5 separate regions of the Mus musculus genome follow, and regions 1, 2, 3 and 5 are each linked to region 4. The links are chromatin loops, found by intact Hi-C in ENCODE. Cell type or tissue: heart. All regions are shown on one strand.

Evidence for each region. Hi-C counts contacts between places; a loop is a spot of excess contacts. Peaks named below come from ENCODE experiments on the same cell type or tissue, not always from the same donor. Only the 100,000 strongest peaks of a DNase experiment are listed, where the experiment ranks them.
Region 1: it touches region 4 in a loop (4-fold over the local background); 24 of 42 quality-filtered maps call a loop at or near these places.
Region 2: a loop joins it to region 4, with 6 times the contacts of the local background. A loop is called at or near these places in 22 of 42 quality-filtered maps.
Region 3: it touches region 4 in a loop (3-fold over the local background); 7 of 42 quality-filtered maps call a loop at or near these places.
Region 5: a loop joins it to region 4, with 8 times the contacts of the local background. A loop is called at or near these places in 24 of 42 quality-filtered maps.

The regions. Positions count from the first base shown.
Region 1 is chr7:65,640,434-65,644,433 of GRCm38, forward strand. No RefSeq gene overlaps it. Among named protein-coding and RNA genes, the nearest start is that of Tarsl2, 2.5 kb to the right of the region's middle. In heart, a CTCF peak has its summit at 2,113 (motif pointing left); no DNase peak of the experiment used is centred here; H3K4me3 peaks cover 91 bases; H3K27ac peaks cover 326 bases; H3K27me3 peaks cover 889 bases.
Region 2 is chr7:65,496,190-65,500,189 of GRCm38, forward strand. It overlaps a transcript of Tjp1 not described here. Among named protein-coding and RNA genes, the nearest start is that of BC046251, 84 kb to the right of the region's middle. In heart, a CTCF peak has its summit at 1,973 (motif pointing left); a DNase peak (open chromatin) is centred at 1,982; H3K27ac peaks cover 271 bases.
Region 3 is chr7:65,369,258-65,373,257 of GRCm38, forward strand. Tjp1 (tight junction protein 1) reads right to left here and starts at 1,987. Exons shown (of 27, transcript NM_001163574.1): 1 at 1,553-1,987. The coding sequence starts at 1,579. In heart, no CTCF peak of the experiment used is centred here; DNase peaks (open chromatin) are centred at 1,754 and 2,034; H3K4me3 peaks cover 2,677 bases; H3K27ac peaks cover 2,730 bases.
Region 4 is chr7:65,317,071-65,321,070 of GRCm38, forward strand. It overlaps Tjp1 (tight junction protein 1), which reads right to left. Exons shown (of 27, transcript NM_001163574.1): 16 at 2,180-2,262; 17 at 1,294-1,504; 18 at 917-1,017. Among named protein-coding and RNA genes, the nearest start is that of Tjp1, 52 kb to the right of the region's middle. In heart, a CTCF peak has its summit at 2,413 (motif pointing right); no DNase peak of the experiment used is centred here.
Region 5 is chr7:65,517,687-65,521,686 of GRCm38, forward strand. It overlaps a transcript of Tjp1 not described here. Among named protein-coding and RNA genes, the nearest start is that of BC046251, 62 kb to the right of the region's middle. In heart, no CTCF peak of the experiment used is centred here; a DNase peak (open chromatin) is centred at 2,305; H3K27ac peaks cover 229 bases; H3K27me3 peaks cover 200 bases.

The sequences.
Region 1 (4,000 bases), 320 kb after region 4:
ATGGCAACAGTTCTCTTTAGTTTGGAACACTTCTATGGGTTTAGTCTTTTATGATATTAGTATTTTTAATTACAAATGCTTGTTTGTCTTTTTATTATATGAGGTTAAGTGCTCTGCTTGCTGATTCCCCATTTAGCCCTTGACATTGGTTTGTGAGCTAAGCTCTGCTTCTTTTTCAGTTTCAAAGAATTATTTGTATGAATGTGTGAATAATTATATTTTCAGTGGCTTATAATTCATTATGGTACTTAATTACTTTTACGTACAAATGGCCCCAGCTTAGTTAGTCAAAGTCCTTTGAGCTGGTTCTTGCCTCCCCATGACATATCGTTGTCGTGTTAGTGAGGAGCCCTACCCTGGTCTCCACAAGAAGACAGGCTTCTCCTGTCTTATCTTGGGTTCACATGCTCCGACCTTGACATAGCTCTTCATCACTGTGGAGAGGTGGGAGGGGGCAAGTCCTCTTTGTCAGAGTCCTAACTGCCACTTTGTATCTACTTCTTCACTGGTCTTCCTCCATAATATCTCTCTTCTACAGGGAGAATTCGGGATCCTGAGTCAGTATATACCCAGTCTCTTTCCATTTGAGTTCCTGAAATGACATCAGTATTTCTTCACAGTTTTTTACCTTCCCTCGGCCAAGACTGTGTGAAATCACTCGTCCTTTCTCCCTCTCTACTGTCTTCTGTTTGGATGATCATTGGAATTTATGTTTGCTTCAATTTTCTCTCAAATGTGTCTAGTGCTTTATCAGTTGTAAATACATGTTATTTGTTTATAGGCCTTCAAAAGTCAACACAGCAAAAGGATGTAGCCAGAGCAGGGTGATTCTCTGGGTGTCTTCCACTGGTTTCTTCCTTCCTGGTCCTTTGTAGATAGCTCATTTCATTGTTTGCTGGTCTACACCTCAGTTTCTCTCTGGGCTGATAAGTAGATGTAGACAGGTTATGTAACATGTCACTTAAGCTCCTTTGAACTTAGCTCTTTTTCACGTTAACAGTACCTCCAGGAAATGCCTCCATATACATTTTTTTGTTTGTTTTTGTTTTTGTTCTTTTGAGACAGGGTTTCTCTGTGTAGCCCTGGCTGTCCTGGAACTCACTTTGTAGACCAGGCTGGCATCAAACTCAGAAATCCGCCTGCCTCTGCCTCCCGAGTGCTAGGATTAAAGGCATGCGCCACCACCGCCTGGCTGCCTCCATATAAATTTACAAAGATCTCCCTGATGGCTTTTAAACTGCTACATGATCTTCCATTGGGTCATTGTATTAAATTGATGAAACCAGCATCTATGTAATTTTACACACACACACACACACACACATCATTGAGTTAAATTTTTGTACCAATGCAGTTTAGTGTTCTTAGAAATATATCTACAGCTCTTAAGCTCTTCTCATTCTCATCTCTAGCTCTCCTCTCCCTCCCTTTCCTCTCTCTCCACGTGGCCATGGCCAGCCTCTCTCCTTCTACCTTCTCTCTTTCTCTCTGCCTTTCTACAATAAAGCTCTAAAACAAAAAAAAAAAAAAAAGAAAGAAAAAAAAGAAAAGAAAGAAAAAAAGAGAAAGAAATATATCTACAGAATAAATTCCCAGCAAGAGCCATGTATACAGTAGACCCTCCATTTCTATTCATTCTGTTTCTGTAGGTTCAATGGACCATAGACTGAAAGTATTTAGGAAGAATCACAGCTATACAGCATGTAGTCTTCTCTTCCCACTCCTTCCTACACATCATTACAGTGGACACAGCATCTACACTGTACATCATTAGAGATGATGTAAGGAAGACAGGATGGTGCAGCCAAGTTAAATGCAAGAATTTGGACATGTTATGTAAAGGACTGAAGCACTTATGGGATATCTTTGGGAAATAACTCTTTCCCATTAACCAATTACCTGTGGATATTGGGGGAAAACTACATGCAGTTTTCTTTGATATTGTCATTGGTTTATCTTGCCGGCCCTTTTCTAGAGTTTTTAATCGATAGCTTTCATTCTTTTGTTTTTATCATTGTAAATGTTAGTTCTTATATGTTCTCAGATTCATGCGCTCCTAACGTTTGTAGTATTTTATTCTTCTCATTTAAAATTCTGTACCTCTGCTCCCTCTTGTGGCACTATGGTGTGTGTGCATGTGTGCAGATGTGTGTTGTGTGTGCATGTGTATGTACATGTGTATGTGTGTGTTCATGTGTGTGTGCATGTGTGTGCATGTGTGCAGATATGTGTTGTGTGTGCATGTGTGTATGCATGTATGTGTGCAAGTGTGTGTACGTGTGTGTGCATGTGTGCAGATGTGTGTTGTGCCTGCCTGTGAGTGTGCAGATGCATCTTCCTATGTGTGCATTTGCATGGGGAGGTCAAAGGACAGCCTGGAGTATTATTCCCCAGGAACCCACTACCTTGTAATAAAGCCTTTCACTAAAACCTGGACTCTTCGTTTAGGATAAGCTGGCTGGCCAGCAAGCCCCCAGGGATACACCTGTGTCTATCCATCAGTGCTGGATATCACTTTCTGGTCCTCATGCTTGTAAGGTAAGCACTTCACCACTGAGCTATCCTAGCCTCTCTGTTTCTCTCTTCCCCTTTCTTCTTCCCTTCTGCTTTCTTTCTAGTTTTTTTTTTATCTTGCTATGTAGCCCAGACTAGCTTTAAGCTGATGGCTACCCCCATCCACCACTACCACTGCTTCCACCTCCAGGAGTGCTGTACAGATGTACACCACTGCACCCAGCTGTGCCTCTTCTTCCCACAGAAGAGGTCTTCAATTTCCACATGGAAGACAATGGCATCTCTTGCTGGGAGTGATCTGTGAATCTGATTAACTCCTCAGCTCCTTCCACCTATTCCCCAGAGTTACATTTATCCACCTGTCTGTCCACCTTGCTCACATTACCCAGACTCCATTTCTCAGAGTAATTTCTCACCCTTGAACTATCCCACCCCAAGATAAACCCTATTTTGGAACTCTTATTGCCTCCATTACCTAGATTACATCATGAGACATGTTTGACTAAATGCTACCCTCTGTGCCTTAGTTTCTGCATTATACATGGGTATAATGGTATCATCTCTTTTAATGAAGATTTAAGAAGTGACTATTTCCAAATCGCTTCGTTCATGTCTTGGCACATTCTAGGAACTTAAGAACAGTAAAAGCCAACTTTTGTTCTTGCCACAGGAAGCTTCTTGCTCATGGTTATAAGAGAAACAAAGTCATGTGTGAACTTATTACTGGAGTCTTTAGAGTCAAAGCCTGGCTTCTGGAAGTTTCAACGACATAAGCTCAGCTAACCCTCTGAAACATGCCAATTAAAATGACAGTTAACAATAAAAAGCAGAGAAAGGAGATTTATTCATTGTGGTTACAGTGGGAAGATGAACAGCTACAGGGGTTCAGCCACCTACCCCAAGCCCGTCATTGGGGTGCTAATATGAGGTTTAAGTTTAAGTAGAGGCCAGTGGTGGAGGTGTGGCTCCATCATCGGCTTAGTTCCAGTCTGTCCAGCAATTCCTAGGGCAACTCCTCCCCCAGGGGGCAGCAGGGCTTCAGCCCTTTCCTGCTCCAGGATGAGAGCTTAATTCTTTGCGGACCACTGTTTCCAAAGTCCGATAGCACAAATGTTTCTACTTAAAATAATCTTAAGACAGTTATAAACAGCATTTGCTCTAGACTCAAATAGTGAACAATGTTGTGCTGGCCAGGCTGAAGTTTTTGTAGTGCTCTTCTGTGTGTCCTTGCCAAGTGCCACTGTATTTGCACAGCCTTGGCATGAAGGTCTATTTTCAATGGCCGCTTTTCAGAACCTGTTTGCACAGTGTGGTGACTGCAAGAATTTAAGAGGGGAATGAAAGAAATCCATCAGGCTTTGCTAACGGTTTGGACAATCTGGTCAAGAGACGCACCTCCTCTGGGCTTCAATATCTCAAACTCCAGTTTCATTAGACTGAACACACTTCCAGTAGCACCTGGACATGCCTCCAAACGCTAAAGATG
Region 2 (4,000 bases), 180 kb after region 4:
AAAATGTGGTACATCTACACAATGGAGTACTACTCAGCTATTAAAAAGAATGAATTTATGAAATTCCTAGCCAAATGGATGGACCTGGAGGGCATCATCCTGAGTGAGGTAACACATTCACAAAGGAACTCACACAATATGTACTCACTGATAAGTGGATATTAGCCCAAAACCTAGGATACCCAAGATATAAGATACAATTTCCTAAACACATGAAACTCAAGAAAAATGAAGACTGAAGTGTGGACACTATGCCCCTCCTTAGAAGTGGGAACAAAACACCCTTGGAAGGAGTTACAGAGACAAAGTTTGGAGCTGAGATGAAAGGATGGTCCATGTAGAGACTTCCATATCCAGGGATCCACCCCATAATCAGCATCCAAACGCTGACACCATTGCATACACTAGCAAGATTTTATCGAAAGGACCCAGATGTAGCTGTCTCTTGTGAGACTATGCCGGGGCCTAGCAAACACAGAAGTGGATGCTCACAGTCAGCTAATGGATGGATCACAGGGCTCCCAATGGAGGAGCTAGAGAAAGTAGCCAAAGAGCTAAACGGATCTGCAACCCTATAGGCGGAACAACATTATGAAGGAGCTCTTGACTCTAGCTACATATGTATCAAAAGATGGCCTAGTCTGCCATCACTGGAAAGAGAGGCCCATTGGACACGCAAACTTTATATGCCCCAGTACAGGGGAACGCCAGGGCCAAAAAGGGGGAGTGGGTGGGTAGGGGATTGGGGGTGGGTGGGTATGGGGGACTTTTGGTATAGCATTGGAAATGTAAATGAGCTAAATACCTAATAAAAAATGGAAAAAAAAACCAAAAAAAAAAAAACAAAAAAAAAAGAAAACCAGAGCAAAGACAGCAAGGTAAACAGATGCCTACTGTGGCTACAAAATTGCCACTTCAAACAACTGCAAAAACCGTGGCTGTAGCCTTGACCCCACTCCCATCTGCTCACTGGACTTCTAGGCTGCTCTCATCTTTTACACAGAGCCAGCAGCCGTGGTCCCTTCTGAATCACCTGGGATGAGATGTGCCCTCACTTAGAATCACAGCTCTCCTGTCTTTTATTGCACTTCTCTTTGAAACCTGTCAAGCCAGCATTCCACTGCTGGCGTCATCCCATCCCCTTCACACCCCACTGCTGACCCAGGTGAAGGGCAGGACAGGGTCATCCCATCTGCTCCACAACCATGCCTGTCGGTCCCCAGGTGTCCCCCCCCCCCCTTGATCCCTCAGCAGGAATCTTACTCTTCAGAATCTCCACTCTCTCTTTCCAAGCAGAAATCCACTTAGAGAAGTCACCACCCCCCCCCCAGCTCCCTCTAACTCACTCCTGCCTGCGGCATTCTCTGTTCCCCTTTCTGCAGATTGTCATCTACTCAGCTGTCTTTACCCAGAAGCACCTGAGTCCACCATCCATGAATACGATTTTTGAAAGATCAAAAATAAAATAAAATAAAATAAAATAAAATAGTTCGAAAGTCAGGAATACATGTATGTATGTATGTGTGCATGTGTATGTACTTATATATGTACGTATGTATGTATTTTCCCCTCCAGAAGAAATAATAAATGTTCATGAACTTAAATAAAGTAAAGCCTGATTATTACTGGTAGCAAAGAAGGCTTCAAAGATGTATTGCAGTGATTCCCACCTTCAACAGGGTCACTGGTGGTCCATCACTGCCCCAGTTTACCATAGTACATGGTATATTATCCACCTTCAGACAAGCACAGGGTCACGGTCCCTTAAATCCCCACTTGCCCACTGCTGTCAGCAACTCAAGTGGGCCAAGGTTCACTACTTTTTACATCTACACTAAAGCCCACATGTCATGAATTCATGTAGAGTTGTGATGGATGAGAGATAGCCGCAACAAAATAGTGTCTTAGACCAGACTGTTTCAGCAGGCAGCCGAACCACACAGGCTAGAGAGTACTGCCCCCCTGTGGCTGGCTGAGAGGCCACGACAGCCGGCCAGCCTGCCCTTGGGGCCCACATCTACAATGACAACATCAGAGGCCTGCTGAAGGGCTGAGAAATAGGTTACATGGCAGAAGCATCCTCCCCAGGCTCCGTGTCCTGGACGATGTGAACACACAACCTGGGTATCTGCTGGAGTGTAGACATGCCAGCTTGCCCCCACAATCCCTTAAGCAAGGCTCTCCACAGGGCTGCAGTGCAGTAGTCAAGTTCTTAGCCCATGGCGAGGGCCAATTCACATGGTGTCCAGTCCACGGACTGTATTGTGCGTGTGCTGCTTTGATGCACAAGAGGCATTAGCCAATATTAAATGTCAAATACGACTGCTCTTGGTACTGACAGCCCAAAAGGCATCTGGGAACTTGGGGGTCTTTGTTGTTCTCTCTGCATTGAACCCACTCTGTAGTCTGGCGCCCCCTCCCCACCTGTTTTTGGGGTGAGACTTGTCTCCTCTGGAATGTTTGCAAACTCTGGTTCTAATTCAAGACACACTCTCACCCAACCCCAGAGAGTCTACACACACTACACTGTCCCTGCCATTTCCAAAGTTTGTACTGAGTACTCACAAGGCCCCGGAACCAGCCCTCAGCACGCTGCAGCTGAAAGCAGATGCGGTGCTAGTCAGTCACATCTGAAGGCAGGAAAAGTGACGTTCTGGCTACCTAAGTGCTGTGGCTGACGTCTGCCCCGTGCTCTTCATATGTTCAAATCCTACCCCTAAGGTGACAGAGGAGGGTGGCATCAGGAGGTGGGGCCTCTGGAGGTGGCCAGGTCAGGAGAGTGGAGGCCTCATGGATAGGATCAGCACCCCGATGAACAGGCTGAAGGCAGTTTGCTTGCCTCTTCCACCACTTGAGGATACAGTGAGATGCCCATGAGCCTTCTGGAGATGGAGATCAGCGGTAGAACTCTTACCCAGCACGCACATTTTGTTAGAGTAGCCTGAAGACCCACATGCTGCATATTCGAATGTCAGTCTTTGGAAACACAACTGCTGCCCAGGCCTGCTGGTGACTCTAAAGCTGGGGCATCACCGCAAACAGTCAGGGGACGCCCAGAATACTGAGCCCTCGAGCAGCCCCCAGGGAAGGCTCTGAAGAATAAGTCTTCTCTGGATCACCCGTGAGGGTGTAACGAGGGTGACTTGACATTGCACTCTCGTCTTGCCAGAAGAAAGAAAATGACTCTGTTAGCTTATCTCTAAGCTTATAAAAAAGAGCTGAGGTTCCACAGCACATGACCCTTCCTCGCCAACCTTACTCCTCTCCCAGCAGGCGGTCAGATTTCATGAAGGGTCAGCTGCATAACATGAGGTATTTCTGCCCCCTCAAAACAAACAACAAAAACAAAACAGCATGCTTTAAAGTCTAAGCAAGGCGATGCTTGGACTTTTGTAATCCTATAAGTACATAGGAAGCTGAGGCAGGAGGATGGTGAGTTTGAGCTAGAGAAATTGTCTATGTCTCTTTTCCATTGCTGTGATAAAACACATACAGGCAACTTATAGAAACAAATGTTTAATTTGGGCTCACAGTTGAAAAGGGTTCTGAGCATCATGGCGGGGAGCATGGCAGGAAGCAGGCAGGTATGACACTGGAGCAGTAGCTGAGAGCTTACATCCTTATCCACAAGTGGGAGACAGAGAGCATGGGCTTTTGATTACTCAGAGCCCACCCCCAGTGACACACCTCCTCCAACAAGGCCACACCTCCTAATCCTTCCCAAACAGTTTCACTGAGGACCTAGTATTCAAACACGGAAACCTATAGGGGCCAATTTCATTAAAGCAACCACAGGAATGTTGAAAAAAAAAAGATGAAGGTTAGGAATAGCTCAGTGTGACAGGATTTGCTTAGCCTGTGCAAGGCCTTGGGTTCAGTTCCCAACACCTCAAAGATGTTCCAGGCTGGGTGATGATTGGCAGATGCAGGCAGCCTTCTCCGCCCCATCTTCTCTTCCAGCCACAGCAACTCTGCCTTCTCTGTTCTGCTGGCTGCTGAG
Region 3 (4,000 bases), 52 kb after region 4:
TATGTCTTCACAGGGGTAGGAGAAACAAAAGCACCCTATGTAAAACAACCATGGAGCTGGAGCTTAAGCATTTTGGGTTCCCTGAGAACAATAAATGTGACTTAGGGAAGGAGGCAACTGGTTAACACTGCATTCACTAGCTCATTGAGGGAGGGCCTGGCTTTATGTAAGACTGCATCCAAGAAAATAACCCTTCAGTTCCCAGCTAAGGACGCAAATATTTAACTACAGAGGTGCCCCTATGTGCCATAAGATCTCAATACCATAATTTATGTGTAAAAGCACACCTTCTAAATCACCTTGCCACAGCAAGCTATTGGAAACACTTCTCTTGGAATAACACTTTCCAAGTGTGTTGTCTTGACTAACAAGTACCAGAGCTCACACTCTGAAACAAACTGACATTCTGTGTAATATGGCAACAAAGCCTTTCATCCCAGGAAAGGAAGTCCCAGCAAATGCAAATATCATCACTTATATTTTAAAAGTAACAAATGTTGCACTGATTCTAGTTTTTGGACCCAGTCTTTCTTTTAGATCTCTTATCAATGTTTGCTCAAAAAAAAAGATACAAACTAAATTACTCCTACAGGAGCAATACTCTATTCCTTAAAACAATCTATACTAAACCTTGTATCTGCCAAAGAAACAAGGTCCTGTCAAGAATTCAGAAATTTCCATCTATTCTCAAAGGTTATGATTAAGTATTTCAAATAGAAAACTACATAAAATCACCACCTGTTTAAGCTGTTTGAATAACGGATTGATTTTTCTCACACTGTATGTCTGTCATTGAAAAAGCAAGCACTTTAGGATTTTTTTTTAATTAAAACGTACAAAAGAAGGATTCTACTTCATCTTTAAGAATTTTAGCCTAATGTAATAATAATATAACACACTGTCAAGAAGCACACTTCAAAGCACACAGGAAAATAGGCAAGTTGTTTTGTGCAGAATTCACCGGGCTCTTTTGGTTTGCACCCATCTTACTGTCCATGTGTAGGGACACTTTGTGCTACTTCTGAAAGTTGAAATTAAAGTGCTTAAAAACTTTCCTCCTTCTGTGGCCTCACATAAATAATAAACCTCAAAATAAACCATAGCTACTCTAGAGCTGAGTGTTTTGCTGTCTCCAAGCTTTATCGCTGCCATTGCGCATACCGCAGCGGGTGACATCAGATCGAAACTATAGGGTTTCGTCGGGTACCAACCACTCCTCCAGAGCCAGCCCCGCGGCTACCCACCCACCCTCCTGCTGCAGCTGACACCCCCGGGTCTCCGCAGACACGCTCCCGGGACCTGAGAATCCTCACCCGGGGCGACTTTCCAGGCGCGGGACCTGTTGCACGTCGCCTCCCAGCGCGAGCCGGAGCCAGGCACCGGCAGCCGTGCACCTGCCCGGGCGGCAGGCGCACCCCCAGCCCGCCCTCCCGCCTTCCCTCACCGCCCCGCCGCGGTCGCCCCCGGCTGCCGCCGCGGGGAGGGCGGGGCGAGGCTCCCCCGCCGCCCCCCGCCGCCCAGCCCGCCGCCCGGCTGGCCGAGAGGTTCTCACCTTAGCGGCCGCGGCCCTGGCGGACATCTTGTCTCTCTCCGCGCCGCGCGAAGCTCCTCGGACCCGAAACTCCGCGCCGCCGGCCCGCCCGCTCCTCACGCCACCGTCCGCATAAACATCTCCCGGGGACGAGCGGGGCAGGGGCGGGGGAGGCCGGAAAGGCCCGGCCCACGGGGAGGGGATTCAAGTGGGACAAAAGTCCGGGAAGCGTCCGCCCCGCCCGGGCTTCTCCGCGGGGCACACCCGGCCGCCTGCTCGGCCTCCGCCGCCCTCCGCCGGCTCGCCGCTCCGCAGTACCCGGGCCTCCGGCTGTCCCCTACACCCTCGGGCGTCTCCTCCAAAGCCTGCTCCCGCACGTAACTTCCCCGGAACGCGCGGCCGCCGAGAGACGTGCCGTCGGCGGGCAGAGCCGTCGCGGGCAACTCAGGCGGCCACGCAAAACCTGCCGGACCGGGCCACTGAGCATGCCCAGCCGGCGGGGGCGGGGCCTCCGCGAGGGGCGGGGCCAGGCCGGGTCCGACCCCCGCGCGGAAGGAAAAGCTCGGCTACCCAAGTTACTTGCTAGGCGGTTTCCGCTGCCGCGCGATCCATCCTGTTTGTTTTTATCACAGATCCGGCAGAATTCGATTCACCCCCACCCCCGAGAACCCCAAACTCCTGTGTACTAAAGCTTTTTGACTCCCTACACAGACTTGTCTACTTTCTCCTCAACCAGCAACCCCAGATGGGCCCCACGCAGGAGTGTGACAATTAAGGTCGGCCTGGCCAATACCCAACTGTGGTTTCTTTAGCCTCGCAAGTAACAATGGTCACAACTGTCACCATGTGTCTCGGCACTGTTACCCCATTGGAGATATGTTTTTGTTTAAAGCACAACAGAAGCGTTCTAGAAGGCTCAGGACAAACCGACTGCCTTAAATAAACCAGGTACAAATCTGGACACTGAGATAATCCCAGCCCCCTTCTCCCGCCTCGCTAGACAGGGATCTCAATAGAATATTTTAGGCTATCAAGATTGCTGAAATTCTTGGCCCCTGAAGAGACAGAGCAGGCTGCCTGCCTTTCTAAACCAGAAAAGGATGTAAGGACACGCGGAATTCAACAAGTTCAATAGGCCACTGTGCAAACTTAGGCCAACTGTCTTGCTGAACCAAAAAAAAAAAAAAAAAAAAATTAGGTAGAAAACTATTTCGAGCTTCATTAATTTACATTCTGTATACTGCAAAGCTCTTAAGGAATATTAGAAAAATTTAGTAACATTAGATAACATCCTAAAGTACCTAGCATAGTGCTACAGTAGCCATACAAGGAAGAGGGAGACAGAAGCATCGGCTTTTAGACTATTGTTGTCTTTTGAGAATTCAACTATATGACCAATTTAAACCTAATTCTAACTTGGAAATATCCATACATGAAATGTAAACATCAATTAAGGTTTCAAAGTCAAGTATTTTGTAACTCTAAGCCAGCTGAACCAGAAAAGAGCATCGTGCAAACCAAACCCTGTTTCTCGGCATGTAGGAAAACAGTTAAAGTCAGTTTTGTTTTTTGTTTTGTTTTGTTTTAGTTGTGGTGTGTGTAGTTATTTCACAGGCAAAGTGTCCTGTGTTCTCTCAAAGGGGGTGATTAAATTTATCCTATGAGAAAACAGCATTATAAAAGACTTGGGTGTGCTGTGGCTGAGAAAGCGGTTCCTGAAGGACTTTCATACCAGGGAGGGCATTACCATTTAATAAGAGATGCACTCTGCAAACCTGCCTAGCAGTTTGATGCGCCTACTCCTTCCCTTTTCTCTTTGGTCAATCAGTTTATCAAGTCTATTATGTAAGCTAAATATTAGATCACTACATCGTGTCTACATCTAATTTACCTGATTGGTCTTATCTTGCCATGGCTTTAAAAAAAAAATGAAATCAAGGAAAACCATTTCACTTTCAGAACACTTTGCTTTAAAAAGTGTGTCAATTAAAAATTTCCAAATAATGTAACCATTCTTAAAATTTTTCCAGTGGTATTTTGAGTAACCAAATTAAATTATCTAACATGAACTATAAGCTGCACTAGGTAAGTTGAATAGATTTTTTTTTTTTCTGAAACAGGGTTTCTCTGTGTAGCCCTGGCTGTCCTGCAACTCACTCTGTAGACCAGGCTGGCCTCGAACTCAGAAATCCGCCTGCCTCTGCCTCCTGAGTGCTGGGATTAAAGGCGTGCACCACCACGCCCGGATTCTTTTTTTTTTTTTTTTTTTTTTTTTGTGAATAGATATTCTTAATATCTAAACCAAACTATATTTGTATATCTTTTCCAAATAGCAAGGGAAGGGTCCCATCATTTACAGAAATGAAGGTGCGGGTGCCATCATGAAACCTATTAATTTGTATCCTAACAAAAATAATTTTAAAAAATCATTTTTAAAGAAAAACACTTTTGGAGGAATCTTATCTCCTC
Region 4 (4,000 bases):
CCTTCAGAGGCCACATGTTTCTGGATAGGACTCACTGAACATGCAGCATGCACTGCGGGAGCATCCGCACAACAGCCAGGCAGAGGGAGGGAGGGAGGGAGGGAGGGTCCATGCAGGGGCAAAACACAAAACTCAAACAAACAAGGCAACATAAAAACTTAAAAAACAAGCCAAAAACGCAGAGGGAGGAACTCTCAATATTCCTAACAACCACATGGATCTGACGAAGGCAGAAGGCACTAAAAACAAAGATTCCTTCAACAGTGTACTTTACGGAAACAATTCTCTCTCCAACAAACAGATCTTTCCCATCAAAGACTGCTCTAGACCAAGCTGACACCAGAAAGCGGCTGCTTTAATACTGTCCAAATCCACACTAGTTTGGTTACTGCTTTCCAGTTGGTTGTTAAGGATGTTCAAGGTGCCACTGGAGGACGTGGAGGGGATTAATTTCTAAGGTGAACTGCGAGGAGGGCACAGTGCTTCCTTTCAGTGTTTTGTGGAGCTTCAGTGGCTAGTGGCTCCTGCTATACTCCTGGTGGCCACTGGAGGGCGGTGTTCCCTCCACAGTACTTGTCTTTATAGGCCAGAAATCCCTTCACCTTGGGGAGGAACCTGAAGCAAGTTCAAAGTTATCTCTCCCCAGCCACATAAGGACAGAGTCAAAAATGGTTTTTAGTGTAATCTGAGAATTCTTTAACCGACAATCCCAGTAGACTAGTAATTTAGTTGAGGAGAAAATGTTATGCTTTCAACTTTATATACAAATGATTAAAAAAAAAAAGCATTATAAAAGCTTTTCCAAAATTTCTTAAAAATCTTACCTAATAAGAAGAAGAAAAAAAAAAAGGTAACCAAAGACATTTTTAATTAGTTATGTAATTTAGCAAGTGTGAAAAGTGGTAGGAAGCCATACCTTCCCCTCAGAGACCCACACCAGCTGGTTCTGTTGCTGCTGAATCGCTTCTTTCAGGGCACCGTACCAACCATCATTCATTGAGTTTAAGTTAATTGTAGCTGAAAATTAATGAACAACGTAGTTTAATGGTTAGAACATTGCCCCAAGGGACACCCAACCCTGTCCACCATCAGTCTGAGGAGATAGTACAAGTATTTCAAATTTCTATTTGGCATTACACTTCTCCTTTCAATCAAACATTTTTGCTTTTATATCACCAGTAAGCTCTCCAAGCAGAGACCATAAAAGCTTAGCATTTGAACAACATACCTTTCACTTCTATATTATTGCCTGAACACTGTAAGCTGAAAGAAAGCGTTTAATCCTATACTCACTTGTGAAGAGATGGTGATTGTTCTTACGAAGCTTATGAGAGCGTTCATATAGCTTCCTGGCGCTTTTCCGAGACTCCGGACACAACCTCATCCTCATTGTTTTTACACCTTGCTTAGAGTCAGGGTTAAGGAACACAACAATTGGATACCACTGCGCATAATTAAGACGATCAACCGCATTTGGCGTTACATCTAATAAAGCATGTTTATCCTAGAGACAGGAAGGAAAATACATACAAAGCACCATAAAAACTCATTTTCTTAAAAAACGCTGCAGGCTCCGCTATACTTCCATGTTAGCTGAACGTGGTGACTGCTATGTCTCAGGAGCACTCATTAAAAATTTGTAATCAGAATTTCTAGCTCAATTTAAAAACATTTTTTTTTCAGTTTTTTTGTTTTGTTTTGTTTTTTCGAGACAGGGTTTCCCTGTGCAGTACTGGAACTCACTCTGTAGACCAGGCTGGCCTTGAACTCAGAAATCCACCTCCCTCTGCCTCCCAAGTCCTGGGATTAGAGGCATGTGCCACCACTGCCTGGCTTATAGCTATTTTTAGGATTCAGCCATAACACTTGTAAGCTAACAACCACTACCTCTGTCCATTCTGTAAGTCAGTGCAGCAACTTAATGTTACTGACATCTCCTTTCAGACACATGCTCGGAAATGCACTGCTATAACACAGGGTTAAATACATCTCAACATCAGTCTTTCTACAGCAATGAAGTCCTGCTGATGGTGATCACAGATATCTTTTTGAAACTGTTATTAATGCTTCTATACAGTAAGGGCTTAATTACCCCAGGCTACATCAGCAATGGTGTTGGGAATCTCTCCCCTCATCAAACCATAAGCTCTATAGGATAGGTCCACTTATAATAACTTACCTGATCTATGATTTGCTTTATTGTATGAAGGCGAATGATGCCAGAGCTACGATGGTCAGTCCCAGCATCTCGTGGTTCACTTTCTATTCATGGAGACAGGACAAAAACAAGACAGCATTTCCACTGGTTAGATCATAATTTCTCAGAGTGGGCACTACAGTCACACTGGAATAGTACCTGGCTATGGAGCCATGCTGTATGTACAGTGTGGCATGTTTTGCAGTATGGATTCTGCCCACTAGAGGTCAGTAGCACATCATCAAGGAAAGCCCCTATTCATTTATTGTAAAAAGCAAAAATGTTTCCATCACAATGGGGGGAAATCACTAAAGGAGGTAGCCATCTACTCCCTAACCCCTGACCCTTGACCCCTGTAAAACCCCTATACTAGGTCAGACAACGTTTCCCAAGAGAACCAGGATTAAGAGAAGGCAAGTGAGGCGCTTACTCCAGGGTAAACTAAGGAGGCAAGAACTTTAGTAATCAAAATAATTTGATTATTATGATGTGGTACTTTTAAAAAGGTCACAACAGAAAAATCAATGCGCTAGGAAAAAGTATCAAATGTGATAAATACCTCATCTAACATGAGATGAAGATTTTAAAAATTATACTGATGAGTTTGCTTTTATTAAGGCCAGGAAAGTAAAATTATAATAAACTCTTGTTTGCTATAAACAAAGTGTTTTTTTTTTAAATCTGAGTTTTGACATGCTTATCTTTTCTTCAATGTTCTTCAATCCCATTAATATTCCTAAAAATCCCAGAAGCTATAGGCTTAAGGATGCTTTCTGTCCTTTGTCTGAAGCTTAGTTTCCCACCTTCCTCCTCAGTGACACAAAAAAATATCGTCTCATTTGTGGCACCCAGACACAGGGAAGCTATCCCTGCCTGGAGCCAGTCAGCCATGGGGGGCTGAGACCCTCTAGGCTGCTGCAGAGGCCTGGAGGTCTGCAGTTAGACACCTCACGTGTATCCCAGAAGTGTAAGTACTGGGCCAGGAGGAGCTGGAGAGGACGTTGTGGGACAGCCTTGTCTTACCTTATACATGTCTAATGCAGCCCAAGGACACGTGTCATTACTTGACTGCTTCACTAAGGAGAAGAGTGATGCTTGTGTGGGGGGAAGGGAAGCAGCTCTGGTGGCTCAGGTCAGAAAAGGCAGGAATGACCAGTGGCACCACTGAGTAAGCAGTAACAGACGGAGACTATCAGAAGACACGCTTCACAGGACGGCACAGACGGCAACACCACAAAACCTGACAGAAATGCTTCTATCCCTTAACTCAAGTTTCATGTGGGGCTGTGGCATAATCTGCATAAACCAATATACTATCCCCTAAAGCTAAGTTTTAGAAACCTTCAAACTTGCTTTCCCTCCATGTGAAACCTACAAACTTGGTTCTTCAGGAGAAATGCTACCTGCTGTATAATAGCCAAAAAAAAAAATCTGAAAAAAACAAGAGGTGGGGGGGGATTTTTTTAATGACATCTGAAAGTAGTAGAGGGGGAAATTTTAAAATCTGCTCAAATTTTAGTATATGAAAATCTGATTTTTAGAAAATAAATATCATCATTAAATTGCATCAAAATAAAATTAAAAGCAATATAAAAAGCAATATGCTAACTCTAATACTGTATATCTTAAAATGTCAATGAGTCTAATGTGGGCATAATCCTCTGGACAACACTACTGCCCACACACTAAACTAAACACTGTGCGGTCACATTCTGTGGCTTCTTCCTTCCTATAAGAAAACCATCATAAGTATGGGAAAATCTATCTCTTAGATAGATAAACGAGTGAAAAACAAGGTAGAAA
Region 5 (4,000 bases), 200 kb after region 4:
TTGATAGCTTGTGCCAGGATGCCAGGGAACACCGGTGAGTGCTGCTGCCTGCGATACCAGCTCAGATTCAAGACGGCCACACAGGATTCACTGCATTTTTTTTTTTTTAACTGAAGATAGGGTTTCTGCTCTTATAGAAACACGATGTATGTTTCTATGCAGAAAACAAACAATATTTTCCTGCCGTCAGTCTTTAATGTATAAGTATCAAATTAGCATATCTCTGAATTTTGCTGGGTTAGAATGTTTGGTTTTAAAAATTGCTCTATGGCCCAGTGTGGTGGTGCATGCCTTCAGTCTCAGCACTTGGGAAGCAGAGGCAGGCAGATCTCTATGAGTTCTAGGCCAGCCTGGTCTAGATAGTGCGTTCCAGGACAACCAGGAGTATGTAGAGAAGCCCTGTCTCAAAAATAAATTAACACATACATGCCTACATAAACAAAAACTGCCCTTTGAATTGCTGATTTGAGTTTCAGAGAAAAAACCTGTTAAATGAATTTTGAATTGGGATTATGATAACGTTTGCAACAATTTCTGAAGTGGCCTTAAACATACCTGTATCGTTTTATACTTATGAAAAGTAGCACTCTCAGGATTGATGACTGATTATCAAATCAAGATGCTGCCCAGCTCTGAGACATGGTGAAGGCGCTGTGCCAAGCAGCACAAACTTTCCGCAAAGACTGAATTCTTTTTTATATTAAACAAGCATATCCCTCTCCCTATGCAAACCGGCTTCAATCTAATGAATAACAAAATTATATGTATACTAAAGAATGTTTTAAAATAAGTTTTTAATAATTTGTTATTATTGAAATGTTATATGAATACCTATTTTATATGCCTATATAGCTGAGGTCACTTAAAATTATCTTGGTAAAAAAGATTTAGAAGTGGAAAACATTTAAGAAGTCCTACCAAAGAAAATGATGCATTTTATATTTCAAAACAGCTAGAAGAAAGGATACTGAATATTTTTATCATAAAGAAATAAATTAAAGCCGGTCGTGGTGGTGCACGCCTTTAATCCCAGCACTCGGGAGGCAGAGGCAGGTGGATTTCTGAGTTTGAGGCCAGCCTAGTCTACAAAGTGACCTCCTGGACAGCCAGGGCTATACAAAAAAACCCTGTCTCGAAAAACCAAAAACCAAAAAAAATAAGAGGTAGAGCTCTCAGCTCCTTCTCCAGCACTGTGTCTGCCTGCATGCCGCCATGCTTCCCACCATGACAACAATGGGCTAAACCTCTGAAACTGTAAGCCAGCCCTAATTAAATGTTTTCCTATACAAGAGTTGCTGTGGTCATGGTGTCTCTTCATAGCAATGAAACCCTAAGACAAGACCCATGTAAGTCCAAACAAACAAACAAACTAACTAACTAACTAACAAACACAGTTTCATTTGACATGAAATAAACTCAATCTAAAATCAATCTCTCCTTCCCCAATGCACAGGCCTTTTGCCTCCCTCCTCCCTCATTCCTCCCTCCTTCCTCTCTCCCCGAGGTGTCCCTCCTTTCTCTGACCCTAGTATTATGAAGCTCAACCGAGTAGTTCAGACTCTCGAGGACAGTTCCAGAAACACTCAAAGGAGCTCTTTTTGTTGACAGGGAAGCATGGGTCTAAGCACCTTACATAACTTCTCTTAAATTAAGGAGAAATTAACGACTAACTTACAAGAAAGCTGTTCTTTCCCAAACCCTAAATTTCATTAGTTATAAAATGATGAGTGTTGTCTCAGTAGGAGTACTACACACATCAGATCAACTAAAGCAGGGCAGCTGGACTCTGCTGTAATTACAGACAGGAGTAACTGGAGGACAGAATGGCACTAGGGTCAGATCCTTGACATCTTCTGGAGTAGCCGTGTGACTCAGGACAACGGTTTAAATCCTTCAAAATCTCAGGTTCCAGTGGGGTTTGGTGGTTCACACCTATAACTCCAGCATGGAAGACTGAGACAGGGGGATTTCTCTGTGTAGTGAGTTCTAAGCCAGCCTGGACTTCAGAGTGAGAAAGCTGAGTGTAGTGAGAGGGGAGGGGAGGTCTCTCTCTTCATGTTCCTCTCATTTTCTTATGGGACCACATTTTCCTCTTGGGCATAGCCTATGTGCCCACAAGGCAAGACCCTAGGGCCCTCGAGTTTGACTCTCTGTTTCCAATGTAGCCCTTTTCTTGGCTCCTGGAATCCGGCTCCCAGTTAATGGCTGTATTAACTGACCTAGGTGTGGGCTATACTGGAGGCTCCATTATCTTAGCCGCCAGGAGGGAAGCATGCATGCTCCCCCTGCTGGCCATGAAGGGTACTGCAGTCGGCTTCCTAGAGAAGGCCCTCATTTGGGGACTAGCTGGCTCCTGCCCAAACGTTATTACCAACCCAGTAAATTGTTTATCATTTCCTCGTAGTTCCTTGTGTGTGCAATCTCCTGGATGAGGCCACCAGGGAAAAGTAAACATCAATCTCGCCCTATCAATCATGTCACACCTGAAGCCGCAACCCCCTGGCTGGCTGTTGGCTGCTGTCCAAATCCAGTCCTAGAACCTTCTGACATAAGCCAGCGAAGTTCTGTAAGTCCCCCAAGAAACTGAAATATCACTCTTTTAAGACACACAGTGATGCAACAGACCTCCTTGCCACCATGCACCGCCTCTCCCTCTCCCAGGCCCTTCTCTCAGCTGGAATGTCTTTCTGCTCCCCATCCTGGAGGCCAAATGTGTCCAGGAGCCTCTGGCCTTCACTCAATATGTGTGCGAATTGGAAGCTTGGCTCACAGTTACTTCTGACCACACCCCACATAGTACAAACCACTTTCAAGCCGCTCTGCCTCACCCCTTTCAAGTTTCCAGTAACAGATCTTAGTAACAATGAAGAACTGGGCCAAATAAACAAATAAGATGGTAAAAATGAAGCAGTTACATAAGAAGAAAATTGTTCACAAAGATTATCACTCATTCTACAAGATACTAACTTAGGGGCTAAAGAGATGTCTCCGCAGTGAAGAGCATTTGCTACGGTTGCAGAGGGCCAGGGTCTGGTTCTCAGCACCTACTTGGTGATTCACAATCATCTACAACTTCAGTTCCAGAGGATCCAAAACCCTTCTGTGACTTCCACTCCATAGTTACGATGCACACATACAGTGCCCATGCATACATGCAGGCAATATGCTCGGGCACATAAAACAGTAAATAAACCAGGAGTGACTACTAGCCTTAACGGACTCAAGGCAATGCTAACGAGGTAGTGCAGGACTGTTTGCCGCAAAGGGGATTCTGAACAAAGGTGTGGGAACAGGAGGCTTGGGGTACTGAGGGCAGTGTGGCAGCCGGCTTTTACAGGACACCAACCCCTACAAGGACATATCACTAAGGTAGTGATGGACGGAAGAGATGGCTTAGCCAGTAAAGACCAAATTCAGTCTCAGGGACCCTGGTGGGACGGAAGAACTGGCTCCTGAAAACTATGCTCTGACTTAAACACGCACACACACACACACACACACACACACACACACACACACACACAAAAACACACACACACACTCTCTCTCCCTCCCTCTCTCTCTCTCTCTCTCTCTCACACGCACACACAAATAAATAGATGTAATTAAAGTGTTTTTTAAAGGTAGTAAACTTTCTTTGTAGTTTATAGTTATCAGATTAGAGACGCCCCAATACTTCATTCATGTAATAGATTAATAATAACTGGCTATTCATTATATTTGTGAAAAGAACCATATCCATAATTTGCTTATTTAAAAGCCATGTAATAGGCCCTATTGCTGAAGATACAATGCCCTTCAGACAGGGCTCAGAGACCCCTGAGCTGGAACTAACCTGAAAGCCCCTCCCTGACGATCAGAGTACCAGAGGGCACCACGCAAGCTGCCAAGGGAGGCACCCAACAGTTCTACCCAGCTAAGATGCCCTTGAACTACATCAGTGACCAGCATTAACACAAGAACCCTAGGGGTGCTGCAGTGGCAGGCACACCTTGGTGGT